2 separate regions of the Homo sapiens genome follow, and region 1 is linked to region 2. The links are chromatin contacts, found by Hi-C or POLR2A ChIA-PET in ENCODE. All regions are on one chromosome and are shown on one strand. The core of a region is the stretch at or near the end of the contact, and the rest is flanking DNA. Distances in the headings are between cores, read along the strand shown. Region 1 has its middle 51 kb from the start of SNORD17. Region 2 has its middle 73 kb from the start of BANF2.

The links. Hi-C counts contacts between places; a loop is a spot of excess contacts on that map. ChIA-PET counts read pairs that join two places held with the same protein, here RNA polymerase II (POLR2A). Pooled maps may share reads with other maps.
Region 1: a map of DLD1 shows a loop between it and region 2 (3-fold over the local background). The contact joins two enhancer-like sites. A Hi-C loop is called at or near these places in 3 of 168 maps with a recorded cell type or tissue (DLD1, HepG2 and endothelial cell of umbilical vein), 6 of 37 single-sample maps with no recorded cell type and 4 of 50 pooled maps. POLR2A ChIA-PET finds 5 or more read pairs at or near these places in 5 of 52 experiments (A549, HepG2, OCI-LY7 and 2 more).

What each region holds. Positions count from the first base shown.
Region 1 is chr20:17,908,228-17,915,682 of GRCh38, reverse strand. No RefSeq gene overlaps it. Among named protein-coding and RNA genes, the nearest start is that of SNORD17, 51 kb to the left of the region's middle. Within about 2 kb of position 4,707, at least 7 of the 41 ENCODE cell types and tissues checked have a DNase peak (open chromatin) inside an H3K27ac peak, as active enhancers do.
Region 2 is chr20:17,769,649-17,777,064 of GRCh38, reverse strand. No RefSeq gene overlaps it. Among named protein-coding and RNA genes, the nearest start is that of BANF2, 73 kb to the right of the region's middle. Within about 2 kb of position 5,260, at least 3 of the 41 ENCODE cell types and tissues checked have a DNase peak (open chromatin) inside an H3K27ac peak, as active enhancers do.

The sequences.
Region 1 (7,455 bases), core at 3,458-5,957, 140 kb before region 2:
TTTTTTTTTTTTTTTTTGAGATGGAGTCTTGCTCTGTTGCCCAGGCTGGAGTGCAATGGCACGATCTCAGCTCACTGCAACCTCTGCCTCCTGGTTGAAGTGATTCTCCTGCCTCAGCCTCCCAAGTAGCTGGGATTACAGGCACCCGCCACCACACCCAGCTAATTTTTTATATTTTTAGTAGAGATGGGGTTTCACCATGTTGGCCAGACTGGTCTCAAACTCCTGACCTCAAGTGACCTGCCAACCTCGGCCTCCCAGAGTGCTGGGATTACAGGTGGGAGGCACTGCACCTGGCCAAATGCTCAAGATCTCTTGTTGAGGGAGAGAAACAGGGTACAAAACTGTTTCACATAGTGAAATCCACCTGACGAAGCCCCCAAATCTCAGTGGCTTACCCAGCACAGTGTCCTTCCTCCCAAGAGTCCCACTGGTCTGGTGCTTAACAACTGGGCTTGGTGCTTGGGGGTCTGTTATTCTACGACCGCAGTGAAGGAGCCGTGGCTGGCTGGGGCAAGCTCTTTCCATGGCAGATGGCAGGAGCATAAGAGAAGGAGGGGAACATGCAAGACTTCCTAAGGCCCAGCCTTGGGACAGGCACCCTGACACTTCTGCCAGCCTGTTGGTCAAAACAAGTCAATGGTCAAGCCCAAGGGCAATGTGGGCAGGGAACTCTTTTCCATGCCCTGGGTTGGGGTCAGGGAAGGCAGGAGGAGAAAATTCTTATTGGACAGTAAGACAATCTACCACACTTCTTCACAAACTCCTTCAGCTCCCTGGCCCCTCTCTCTTTGTAGAGCCCCATCCTGAATGAACACAAATATTTCCCTTCTCTACCTACATACCTGAGCAGCAGAATATTGCTGGAGAAAAGTTTGTAACTTAGCTAATCAGCTAATTTCTCTATAAATGAATTATCTCAAGCATCAATTGGATACTAAACATGGCCTGCCTAACTTCTTTTCCCTCCATAGGTGTATGTATATTTGTGTTAGTTTGTTTGTTTATGGTGGTAAGAAAACATACAACACAAATTTTACCTCAGCCAGTTCTAAGTGTACAATACAGTAGTGTTAAGTACATTCATATTGTTGTTCGACCAAGCTCCAGAATTTTTTCCTTTCCAAGCTGAAACTCTATTCCCATTAAAAAACTCCCCATTGCCCACTCCTCCACAAAGCCCCTGCTAATCACCATTCTACTTTCTGCTTCTATGAATTTTATTACTCTAGAGATGTCACATACATGGAACCATACAGTATTTGTCTTTTTGTGGCTGGCTAATGTCACTTAGCATAATGTCCTCAAAGTTCATTCATGATATAGCATGTGTCAGAATGTCTTTCCTTTTTCCTTTTTCTTTTCTTTTCTTTTTTTTTTTGAGATGGGGTCTTGTCTGTCACCTAGGCTGGAGTGTGGTGGCACAATCTCGGCTCACTGCAACCTCCGCCTCCCAGGTTCAAGTGATTCTCCTGTCTCAGCCTCCTGAGTAGCTGGGATTAAAGGCATGCACCACCACACCTGGCTAATTTTTGTATTTTTAGTAGAGACAGGGTTTTACCATGTTGGCCAGGCTGGTCTTGAACTCCTGACCTCAGGTGATCCGCCTGCCTCAGCCTTGCAAAATGCCGGGATAACAGGCATGAGCCACCACACCCAACTGTTCTTCCTTTTTAAGGCTGAATAATATTCCACTGTGTATTCTATATTTTGTTTATTCGTCCATCGACAGACAATTGAGTTGCTTCCAGCTCTTGGCTATTGTGAATAGTGCTGCTGTGAACCAGGGTGTATGAATGTCTCTTAAAAGTTCTGATTTCAATTCTTTTGAGTATAAACCCAGAAGTGAACTTGGTGGATCATATGGTAATTCTATTTTAATTTTTTGAGGAACCACAATACTGTTTTCCACAGTTTACATTCCCACTAACAGTATGCCTAGCTTTTTATATTTCTCCAGGAAGCCTGCTTTGCCACTGCCACCAATGACTTTGTCATACTTTCTCTTCCTCTAAACTCCCCTCCACTCTTCTACTCTTACTGTCAGTTTCACCCGCAGATGCTGCCTTATTTTACTGAGAAGAAGACCGTCAAATCCAAAAAGAAGCCATCAAATCCAAACACACTCCTTCTCCCGATTTCAGACCACATTCATTGTCAGCATCTTCTCCTTCTCGTCTGTTACGACCGACGAAATGCGTCTGCTCCCTGTCAGGGCAAACCCCTTTGCCTGTGCTCTGACTCCACCTCTCTTGCCAACTCAAAACTTCATTACTTCATTCATCTTTCTAATTTCCTTCCCCGTCCAAATTTCCTTCCAATTTCTATCACCCATCTACTGGATCCTTTTTGTCAGCATTTAAGTAGGCTGAGTGTTGTCCACCTTTAACAGAGATTCACCCTTAAGAGTTCATATCATCTCTGTGATATTCTTGCCAAGAATGTTTAACCTGAATCCAATCATGACAAAAAAATCAGGACAATCCAGAATGTGGGACATGCTACGTGACAACCAGCCCAAACTCTCCAATGTCAGTGGCATGAAAGACAGAAAAATACAGGGGACTGTTTCTGATTAAAGGAGACTACAGAGATGTGGCAACCAAATGGAATGCATGACTCTTGATCGGATGCTGGACCAGAGAAAAAGCTACAAAGGACATTTTTAAACATTTGGGGAAATGTGAATATGGTCTCTTTATTAGATAACTTTGATGCTAAATTTCTTTGAGTGGGATATATCATGAGGTCATGTGGGAGAATGAGCTCGTTCTTAGGAAAAGCATGCTGATATACAGGGGGGTCTGCAACTTTATTTCCAGTGATTTACCCCAAAGTGAATACATGCGGGTATGTGCATGGGAATTAAATGTGACAAAGGGTTGACAAATGATTAAAGTGAAGGGTACAGAAGTGTTCATTGTTCTATCCTTTCAACTTTTCTGTAGGTTTTTCATTTTTAGGAATTAGCCATATTGGTATGGGTCTATTTCTAGACTTTTTATTTTCTCCCATTGATCTGTACATCTCTCCTTTTGCCAATACCACATAAGTCAAGATGACTATAGCTTTGTAATAAGTATTAAAATCTGGTAATATAATTCTTCCAATTTAAAAAAAATAAAAATAAAAATAAAAAGTTGAGCAGAAAAAGAACCTTTCTTTTATTTTTCCTTTTTTTTTTTTGTTTTAAGACGGAGTCTTGTTCTGTCACCCGGGCTGGAGTGCAGTGGCACGATCTCAGCTTACTGCAAGCTCCGCCTCCCAGGTTCAAGCAATTTTGTATTTTTAGTAGAGACAGGGTTTCACCACGTTGGCCAGGATGGTCTCAAACTCCTGACCTCAGGTGATCTGCTCCCCTCGGCCTTCCAAAGTGTTAGGATTACAGGTGTGAGCCACTGCGCCTGGCTAAGAATTTTTCTTTGAGCTATATCTGCCTATAGCTACATCCAATTTATCCGCTGGTCTTCTCAGTTAAACTTCTGAAGTCATTGACACTCAGTGCTCCCACTGCCTCACCTCCCATCCACCAGTGGTTTCTGCCCTCACCGCTGCCTTGAAATTGCTCTTATCAGGGCCCAGACAATCTCCATGCTGGCAATTCCAATGGTGGTGTTCCACATAGGTGGCTGCTTCCTCATCCTTGAAACAGTCTTGTCTCTTAGCCTCTGGGATAACTTATCTCTTGGATTTCCTTCTACCTCACTGATCTCTTTCACTCTTCTTTGCTTGTTCCCTTTTCTCCACCCAACCTGTAAATTTTGGGCTCCTTGGAGCTCAGGCTCTTCCTTCTTTAAATTCTCCTTTGCTGTTGTCATCAATTTTTATCAATTTTAAAAAAACTGAGTTTGTTCCAGTAATACCCAAATATGTACCTCTAGGTTGGATCTTTCCCACACTTGACTACTTGACAACTCTCTTCTTGACACCACTCCTTGGATATTTCACAGACATCTCAAGTTTAACTTTTAATCATTTTTTCATTAACTGAGCCTATATTGATTGAGCACCTGCTGTGTACTAAGTAACTGTTCTAAACACTGGGGACATAGGGAGACAAAACAGTACGACTGTACCATGAGAGCACATTCTAGCTGGAAGAGAAGGATGATAAGCAAATAAGTAAGAATTCATTTGTGGTCAGTGCTATGAAGAGAATAAAATAGGAAATATGTTAGATACATTGGATGGACTGTATATTTTGGATGATCGGAGAAGGTCTCTCTGAGCCTGATGTAGATGAACCCCAAAATTGGGGCTTAGCCTGGGAGGGTTATTGGCTTTGCTCAAGAAAGAATTCAAGAGTGAGTTGACAGTGAAAGAAAGCAAGTTTATTAGAGCAATAGTGTATAGCAAAATGGTGGCTCCGCAGACAGGGCAGAGCTGTCCCATAGACAGAGTAGCCCAGAGTAGCCCAGAGGAGCAGTGTACAGCAAACTGGCTGCTCCACAGAGCAGTCCTGAGCAACAGTGGCAGTGTGAGGCAGCAGTAGCAATGTGGAGGAGGAATCAGAGCAGGAGCTACCGCTTGGATTGCTGGAGTTCTATTTATACCCACTGTTAATTATATGCGAATGAAGGGGTGAGTCATTCAGAATTTTCTAGAAAAAGGGTGGAGAGTTCCTGGAACCATATAAGGTAACTTCTGGGTCATTGCCACGGTACATTGCCATGGTATTTGTAAACTGTCACGGCACCGGTGGGAGTCTATTTAGTAATGAAAAATGAGGGCAGCCAGAGGTCACTTTGGTGGCCATGTACTGGTTTCAGCTGGCTTCTTTACTGCATCCTGTTTTTGTGTGTGTGAGTGTGTGTGTGTATGACGGAGTCTCTCTCTGTCACTCAGGCTGGAGTGCAGTGGCACGATCTTGGCTCACTGCAACCTCCGCCTCCCGGGTTCAAGCAATTCTCCAGCCTCAGCCTCCTGAGTAGCTGGGATTACAGGCACGCGTAATGCACCCGGCTAATTTTTGTAGTTTTAGTAGAGACGGGGTTTCACTATGTTGGCCAGGCTGGTCTCGAACTCCTGACCTCAAGCGATCCGCCCGCCTTGGCCTCCCAAAGTGCTGGGATTGCAGATGAGAGCCACCATGCCCGGCCCTGCATCCTAGTTTTGATCAGCAGGGGCCTTACAGGTGCTCAGAAAATAAGTCCTGCTGATTTTCTACCTCAAAGAGACCAAGATGAGACCAAGATGAGAAGACAGGGCCAGAATAAGCAGGTTTAGAGAGGAGGGCTCTAGGCTGAGGAGAAGACTAGTTTCGACACCCTGAGGGAGGAATTGCTTGGCTCCAGAACTGAGATGTGTCCAGATCTAGTTTTTAATGTGTCCCCAGGACAAGAGCTTTGATCTCTTCTTTCTCTGGTTTGTATCTTTGAATTTCAGGCCATGTAAGACCTGCTCATCAACTCTGTCTGAAAAACCTTTGGTTGACCTGAATTTCTATTCTGGAATCTTCTTCAAATTAGCAGCAGCTTTTTCTCTGAGCTAGAAAGCACTTTGATTCTTTTATTGGCAACAAGTCAGGAATTTTAGAACAAGATGCAGGCATTTGTCAGCGTGTTACAGTCCTTCTTTTCCACATGCAAAGTGCAAATAATAATCCTGACATCTGCTTGAAGGGGAAAGGTTTCCATTGTCCAGTGAGTCTTGGGTCCCACCCCTAGCCCATCCTCTACCCTCCACAGCTGCCTTTGTTTTTCTGGAGGCTGGAGGAGACTGGGGAGACAGAGGTCTTGGGACTGACAGCTGACACAGGCTGTAAGCGTCCCTCTAAGCAAAGTAGAAAGGGCGACGACCTGACCCTGTTCTGTAACCTTCTCTGTAGAAAGTGCAGTGATGCTGACAAAGATGATGATAAAATCTCCTGCACCTCCCTCAGGGCTGAATCCCACTAGGCCTTGCTAATGAGGCACGATCCATCTTTTCCTAAATAGGGGGAAACCACTCCTTAAATGAATTACAATCACTCTTAGAACCTAGGGTTTTTTGTTTGTTTGTTTGTTTCTGAATGGGCAATATATTCATATCTTTCTAAAATTTAAAAAATAAAGATGAAAAAATTTCTAAAAACGTCTTCCCAAGTCCCTGTTCACAACTTCTTGGTTTTCATTCACCTCTATCCCCTGCCCTTCAAATGTGTAACCACTATTATCAGTTTCTTGTGTATCCTTGTGTGCGGCCCACTTGGAACTGAAGACTGCCATACATTCTGTCTTTGGGGCAGCTTCCACTTCCAGGAGAGGGACCAAGAATAAACCTACCACAAATCTTCTATTCAGGGGAGTTTCATGGCCATGAGGAAGACACAGAGACTATTTGCACCTGCATAAATAAACCTCATCACAAACTTCTAAAATACCCTGTTTCTTCTCCTAAAAACCCATTTGTAAATCTATTTGTTCTTCCCATGGTAGCCCTCCTATTCTCCTTCTAAGGCATATAAGCCCCCAGTTCTAACCACTCCGTCATTGAGCACTTCTATGTGTCTGTGCATTCCCCGGGTAATTAAACTCTTTTTTCTTGCTAATCTGTCTTTTTTTCAGTTTAATTTGCAATCCCCCAGTATTGAACCCAAGAGTAAAGTTTTTTTTTAAATTATTTATTTATTTATTTATTTATTTTGAGACAGAGTCTCGCTCTGTCACCCAGGCTGGAGTGCAGTGGCGTGATCTTGGCTCACTGCAAGCTCCACCTCCTGGGTTCACTCCCCAACACCTGCAAAGACTTTATGGGGGAGGTGTATTTTAAATACAAAAATTAGCCAGGTGTGGTGGTGCGTGCCTGTAGTCCCAGCTGCTTGGGAGGCTGAAGCACGAAAATCACTTAAACCTGGGAGGCAGAGATTGCAGTGAGCCAAGATTGTGTCGCTGTACTCCAGCCTGGGTGACAGAGCAAATATATTCTTTTACACCCTACCCCATACACCTTTTTTAAAATTTTGAGAGAAGATATTGCTCTGTCGCCTGTGCTGGAACGCAGTGGCACAATGACAGCTCACTGCAGCCTCAGCCTCCTGGGCTCAAGCGACCTTCACACCTTGGCCTCCTGAGTAGCGGGGACTGCAGGCACACACCACCACACCCGACTTATTTTTGCATTTTTCGTAGAGATGGAATTTCACCATGTTGGCCAGGCTGGTCTCAAACTCCTGAGCTCAAGCAATCCTCCTGCCTCAGCCTCCCAAAGTGCTGGGAGGTGTAAGCCTCCCACACCCAGCTTCCATACACATACCTTTAAAAAAAAACCCCACAAATGATTTTGTACTGTAGGCTGAGTGCAGTGGCTCACACCTGTAATCCCAGCACTTTGGGAGGCCAAGGTGGGAGGATGACTTGAGGTCAGGAGTTTGAGACCAGCCTGGCCAACATGGCAAAACCCTGTCTCTACTAAAAATACAAAAATTAGCCGGGTGTGGTGGTGCATGCCTGTAGTCCCAGCTGCCTGGGAGGCTAA
Region 2 (7,416 bases), core at 4,011-6,510:
GGTGTCTTAGGAAGTAGGTGTTGGGGCTCAGAAACCAATACCCCAAAATATGGCATTTTGACATGCTCAACTGAATGTTGGAAATAATGTTTAAAATTTTAAGGAAATTGAACATTTAAAACAACATGAAGAAGCTTCAAGGTCTCTCTGACCTTTCCCCTGCCCCCACTGTCTCTCTCAAAGAAGCTGAAGTCCCTTTATCTGCCTAAGACCCAGACCCACCAATGAGAACAATTGTTTTTTCCTTCCCCTCCCTCTAAGACTTGTTCATTCTCCCTAGAAATCCCTTCAGAAGCATTTCTCATTGCCCCTCCCACTTTGGCAGGATAGTATATAAGCCTCTGAGCCACCATGGGGCTGGGATCTCCTTCTGAAGGCTCTCGTGTGTATCTGTAAAATAATTTTGTCTTTTTTTTCTTTTTCTTTTTTTTCTTTTTTGAGACAGAGTCTCACACTGTTGCCCAGGCTGAAGTGCAGTGGTGTGATCTCAGCTCACTGCAGCCTCTGCCACCCGGGTTCAAGTGATCCTCTCCTGAGTAGCTGGGATTTCAGGCACACGCCACCACGCCTGGCTAATTTTTTTGTATTTTTTGTAGAAACAGGGTTCCGCCATGTTGGCCAGGCTGGTCTCAAACTCCTGGCCTCGAGTGATCAGACCACCTTACCCTCCCAAAGTGTTGGGATTACAGGCATGAGCCACAGCGCCTGGCCCCTGTTCTATTATTAATTAATCTGCCTCATGTCAGTGATTTTTCAGCAAAAAATTTTTCAGCAAGCTTTTAGGGGGCCCAGGGTTGTGGCCCCCACACAGGTTACCACTGTGGTCAAGTGGAGCTCAACTGCAAGGGAAACTCAGGGAAGCAGTGGAGCCCTCCCTCAGAATTACCCCCAAGGAGAGTGAGCTGAGGTGTTTATACACGAACTCCCATCAGCCATGGGCTGAGGGTTGTGGGGGACAGAGGTTGATTCCCCAGCCCTTCCATTGTGCCCTGGGCATGGGCAGGGCAGCCTTCTGAGGCTTCAGAGAAAGCTTTTATGTAAAAAGAGGCAGACCCCAATAGATGGAGTCTGCCACACCTGCCATAGCCACCTTCCAAGGAGCGCTACACACCCATCCATTGACCGCATGTTGGGCATATCCTCGTGTTGGACCGAGTGCTAGTGGCTGGGGCTCTGATGGTAGGCAAGACAGGCAGCCCCTGCCCTCTTGGGGCTAGATATGGCAGGAGATGAAGATACTTGCACAGGTGATTGCACAACAGCACCATGGATGCTCTGAGGAGGGTGCTAGAGGAGCACCCAGGTGGAAGCAGGGAAGGCTTCTCGGAGGAAGAGATGTTGCAGCTGAGAGGTGAAGGGTGAGCTGGGAGAAGTGATGGGCAGCTGCAGGAGTTGGCTGGTGTGTTGGGAAGAGTACTGTTCCTGGTAGGGGAAATGATCTATGCAAAGGTGAGAGAGATCCCACGTGACCTATTTAGGGACCTGAAGTGGATTCTATAGGGGAGAGTGAGGTGTGGAAAAGAGGAAGGGTGGTGACAGAGGAGGCTGCAGTCAGCTCTGGAGAGGTCCTGTAAACCCTATTGAGGCATTGAGATTTTTAGCCTGAGGACAAAGGTAAGAAGTTGAAGAATCCATCACGCGAGTGGCGTCCCCAGATTCGTGTGTTGGAAAGATCTCTCTAATGGCCGTGTAGACACTAAGGTTGGGGGGATGGGTGCAACAGGTGTAGTGGGGAGACCCAGCAGGGGCTGGAGGTGATGGTGGCTTGGATTGGGGATGGTAGCAGAGGATGGAGAAAAAACGACCTTTGCCTCTCGATGGCATTTAGGGGATCCCTAATAGGGCGAGAAAAGCAGGCAGCTCTGGGCTACCTCTTCCCCTTTTCCAGCCTTTACTTTTATCTTTTTTTTTTTTTTTTTTTGAGACAGAGTCTCGCTCTGTCGTCAGGCTGGAGTGCAGTGGCGTGATCTTGGCTCACTGCAACCTCTGCCTCCCGGGTTCAAGCGATTCTCCTGCCTCAGCCTCCTGAGTAGCTGGGATTACAGGCGCACACCACCACGCCCAGCTAATTTTTGTATTTCTAGTAGATACGGGGTTTCACCTTATTGGCCAGGATGGACTCAATCTCTTGACTTCGTGATCCGGCTGCCTCGGCCTCCCAAAGTGTACTTTTATGTTTTCACTTCTCAACTTGTTGACTTCTTTATTGGCATATAACTTAGAGTAAAGGGCATGAATTATAAGCGGGCAGCTTGCTGGTTTTCTGCGTATTTTCAGCTTCCAGCAGGGTCTCTCGCACTGCCCCCTAAACTAGCCATTGTTCTGACCTTTGTCATCATGGGGCAGTCTTGCCTGTCCTTGACCTTCAAACAAAGGAATCCCACAGCAAGCTTCCAGAGGTTCCTCCATGCTGCTGTGTGTGGCGGTAGTTTATACTTTTTCTCATTGTGTTGTGTTCCATTGTATGAACACACACACATAATTTATATCTCCTCCTGCTGATGGATATTTGGGTTGTTTCCTGTTTGGGGGCATGATGAGCAGTGCTCCTATGTGTATTCTCGTACATGTCTTAGGAAGCTTCTATGCAGCACAAGCACTGGTTTCTGGTAGACATATACCTAGGAAGAGAATTTCCAGGCTTCATTTCTAGGAAGTTCTCTTTCACCTTCCCCCATTCTTAGGCAATAGGGAAGGTTTAGGGGCAGTGGGGGATAGGCCATCCTTACGCTGAATGTGGTCGCACAGTTGGACAGTTGCCCACTTACCGGGCACAGGGTCTGTCCACAGCCGAGGTGCCCACTCGCTGTTCGTAAGTGGACACAGGCATTCCACTGAACTGGAAATAGCACGCTCTTGTTATTTTTAAGGCTTACCTTCTTTTTGGTTTTTCCTTTTTTCTTTTTTGGGTAACAGTCTTGAAAGAGACTCTTACAGGGAAAATAACAGAAAGCAAAGACTTCTGTATTTGATTCATAAAATGATTTCTCCAGGGATGAATCCACCGAAACCTCCTAATTCAATGTCACTCAGAGGAGTCCATGGACATTTGTGTCCAAGAATATTAATAGCAGTAACTTAAAAAAAAAGCTTCTTCCATCAGGGAAGTTTGGGAGACACCCAACTGAACAAAGTGAGTTAGGTTTTCTTACTCAGGACTTGTTGGAGCCTCGGTCAGTCTCCAAGAGGCCCCCTAGAAGCCACTTTCTCTCGGCACAGCGTTTTGTGGGCTGGAGAACCCACACTGGGAAAGCCTGTGAGGAGGAATATTTTTGAAGTATTCTTGGAACATGTATTATTGTTTTAGTCTCTGGGGCCTATTTCCTCCAAACCTGAGCCTGCAGTGGAGGTTGAGCCGGCAGGGCATCATTCTCGGCATGAGCCATGCAGCCCTGGGTCCCTTTTTGCATTTGGCTCCACCTGATTCCGAGCATGGGGCTGACTGATCCAAGTTCAGAGAAACTAAGTTCATACAAAACCAGGCCTCAGAGGAGTTCCCAGGAGCTCCTGGGCACCCAGACCCATCTACAAACGGTGGAGGAGCTTCGTCCCTACACTTGCTGGTCCTTCCAGCTCCTCCCCCAGATATCTCCAGAGCCACTGCCTCCCCTCCTCAGGCCTTGACCTTCTCTGTGAGGATTCCGCTGACCACCTTGAAGTCACAGCCTTGCCCCCACCCCCAGCACTTCGTATTCACTTTTCCTGCTGTTTCCCCTCCTGAGCCCTTACCTAGATTTAACATACTCCATCTACTTATTTATTTATTTACTTGAGACAGGGTCTCACTCTGTCACCCAGGCTGGCATGCAGTGGCATGATCATGGCTCACTGCAGCCTGGACCTCCCAGGCTCAGGTGATCCTCCCACCTCAGCCTCCTGAGTGGCTAGGACTACAGGTGCCCACCATCACGCCCAGCTATGTTTTGTATTTTTTGTAGAGATGGGGTTTTGCCATGTTGCCCAGGCCGGTCTTGAACTCCTGGGCTCAAGACATCCACCTGCCTTGGCCTCCCAAAGTGCTGGGATTACAGGCGTGAGCCACCGTGCCCGGCCTCCATCTATTTACTTAACTTGTTGATTGCCCCCTCCTCCTCCAGCTAGAAGGCAAGCTAGAAGGCAGGAAGGGCAGGGTTATTATCCGTCTTGCTCTGCCATACCCCAGAGCCTGGAACACTGTGCGGCAAACAGTCGGTGCTCAGCAGATGCGTCCAGAGTGAATGAAGTGTGTCCACTGTGCTCTTGTGAGAATGCTTTCTTCTAATTTGTGATGTTTCTGCCTAAAGAAGGTCAAGTTGCCAGCCTGACTTTGGTAGATGGGAACCACTGGTGAGAACTCCACCTGCTTCCCTCAAGACGGACCTATCTGTTATGTATTCTGAGGCAGGCACTTTGCTGGGGGCGCACACAGGATTCCAAAACCCACTGTGAAAATGCACACCCCAGGGAGTGCATTCAGACTGGAAAGCAGGCTCTTTTATCTTTCTTTTTATTGATATTGCATTTGAAAAATACATACATACAATCAATAAAATACACAAAGTGAGGTTTCTTTCTCACCTCGAACCCCTACATTCCACTTCTCCTCTCCAGAAGCAACCTTTGTTAGTTTCTTTTTTAGCTTTCCTGAGGTATTTCATGCATTTATAAGCATTTTTTTCTTTTTTCACAGGTGATAACACACCATACATGCTCTTCAGCATGTGACTTCTTTCACTTAACAATATGTCTGGGAGGCACCTCCACCTCAGAGCATAAAGAGCTCTCTTTGAAAAGGCCACAGAATATTCCATTAGGTGGATGTACAGGACTTAACCTGCTATTGTCCATCGGCACGAAGGTTGAATCCAGTTTTTTGTCTATTACAAGCAATGACATGTGTATACTTTTGAAAGGAGGGAAAGAAAGGAAGGAAGGAGGGAAGGCAAAGAGAAGGGAAGAAAGACAGGAAGGAAGAAAGAGAAAAAGAAGGAAGGAAGGGAAAGAAAAAAAAAGAAAGAAAAGGGAGGAGGAAGGGAGGGAGGGAAAGCAAGCCACCAACGTGGTTCAGAATTTGACAAATATTTATTGGCACATATTTTAAGTGCCAGGCCTATTGTTAAACTCTAGGAAGCTCCTGCCCTTGGAGCCAGTCTAACAGTGAATCTCAAAGTCCTGTCGCTTTTTTCTCTTCAGAGAAATTCCTCATGGCTTCTCCTGGGGAGGGGAGCGGCGAAGGGGAAAGTAGGGAAGAGGCTCTGCTTAGCTTTGAACTGCACTCAGGGCACGGTTGTATGTGGACGCACTCAACCACAAGCACGGTGGCCGACTCTCACAAATGTACATTCGGGCAGCCTGAGGGTTATGAGTTTGTCATGATATATTTAGAGCGAGCAAGAGCCCTTTAGTGGTGCCCCGAGCCAGAGAGTAAATAGCTGCTTACACGGGCATTTAAAGCCAACATAGAAAGAGGCTGTAATTGCAGTGCTCAGGAAATGCCATACTTGAGAGCTTTTCTAAAATGACATGCTATTTGACCCAATATTTTCCAGAATGCAGAGGCTTCTTTGATCTTTGCAGCACGGCGCCCTTGCACAATGACTGGGTCACAGCAGCACTCCGGATGAACATGCCCCGCCGGGGGTAGAGCTGGTAACTGGGAGGACTTGGGCTGAGAGCTGGTGGACCAGATCTTGGGTTGAATTCTCCCAGAAGTAGAGAAAGATGGAGTTCAGAAGATTGTTTGGAAACGCATTTCTGGAAGCCCCCCTGGGGAGCGGGGAAGGGAGACAAACCTGTTCAGAGTATTGATGGGTAGTTAGCACCGTGGACAAGCAGAACTCAACACTGTAGGGGCCTTGGGAGATGGCAGGGACATGCTTCACAGCAGCCCACCTGAGGGGCAAGGAAGCTGGAGTATTTATCCCACCAACATCCATTCCTCATTGGCCAGAGGTGTCTTGGGAGGGAGTAGGGGGTTGAGTCTCCAATCAGCCCTGCTTAAAGCTGGGGAGAGAAGCTGTTGGGTTGGCCTCCATAGGATTTTTATAGAAAAATCTCCCAATTGCTAAATGTTGGCAAATGATCCCCAATTTTCTTTTCCTTTTTTTTTCTTTATTTTGAGACAAGGTCTCACTCTGTTGCCCAGGCTGGAGTGCAGTGGTGTGGTCATGGCTCACCGCAGCCTCAACTTCCTGGGCCCAAGCGATCCTCCTGCCTCAGCCTCCTAAGTAGCTGGGACCACAGGCATACACCACCACACCCAGCTAATTTTTAAATTTTTTTTTGAGATGGGGTCTCCGTATGTTGCCCAGGCTGGTCTCTAATTCCTGGACTCAATCAAGCAATCCTCCTGCCTTGGCCAAGGCAGGCAGATCGCTTGAGGCCAGGAGTTCGAGACTAGCCTAGCCAACATGTCAAAGTCTCTTATCTACTAAAGATACAAAAAAATTAACTAGGTGTGGTGGTGCACGCTTGTAATCCCAGCTACTCGGGAGACTGAGGCATAAGAGTTGCTTGAAACCAGGAGGCAGAGGTTGGAGTGAGCAGAAATCACGCCACTGCATTCCAGCCTAGGTGACAGAGTGAGACTCTGTCTCAAAAATAAAAATAAAAATTCCATGAAGTCAGAGAGAGCTGACAATTTACTCCTCCTCAGTTGATTATACCTCAGCTTACTTTTTTCTTTTTTTATTATACTGAAAAGTTGCAAAATACCTCAGTTTATATGAGTTTTCCAGATTAAAATATTATTGCTTTTTAGTGAAATCTTTACAGATGAAATGATGTTTGGGATTTGTTTCAAGGTAATATAGGAGGTGAAAAGTGGGTCAAGTATAGATACGGAAAGATTGGTCATGGATTGATAAGAATTAAATTGGGTCACAATAGTCATATACTATTTTTTATTTTATTTTATTTTATTTTTTGAGATGGAGTGTCACTCTGTCGCCCAGGCTAGAGTGTAGTGGCACAACCTCGGCTCGGTGCAACCTCCGCCTCCTGGGTTCAAGCAATTCTTGTGCCTCAGCCTCCTGAGTAGCTGGGATTACAGGCGTGGGCCACCATGCCTGGCTAATTTTTATATTTTTTATAGAGACAAGATTTTGCCATGTTAGCCAGGCTGATCTCAAACTCCTGACCTCAAGTCATCCACCCACGTCAGTGTCACAAAGTGCTGGGATTACAGGCCTGAGCCACCATGCCTGGCCTAGTCATATACTATTTTTATAAATGCCAAACATTTTATGTAATAAAATTTTGAGGGAAAGCTTTGAAAGTTGTTATTGTCAATGAGTGGATTGAATGTGCACAACAGAATAAGAGCGGAACCGAGTGGCGTGCTGAAGGCAGGCAATACCTGGGAATAAATTTTACACTGTCAGGTGACATCTCTTCATGCACATTTCACTCTAGAGCCTAAAGTAGCATTAATCTTGA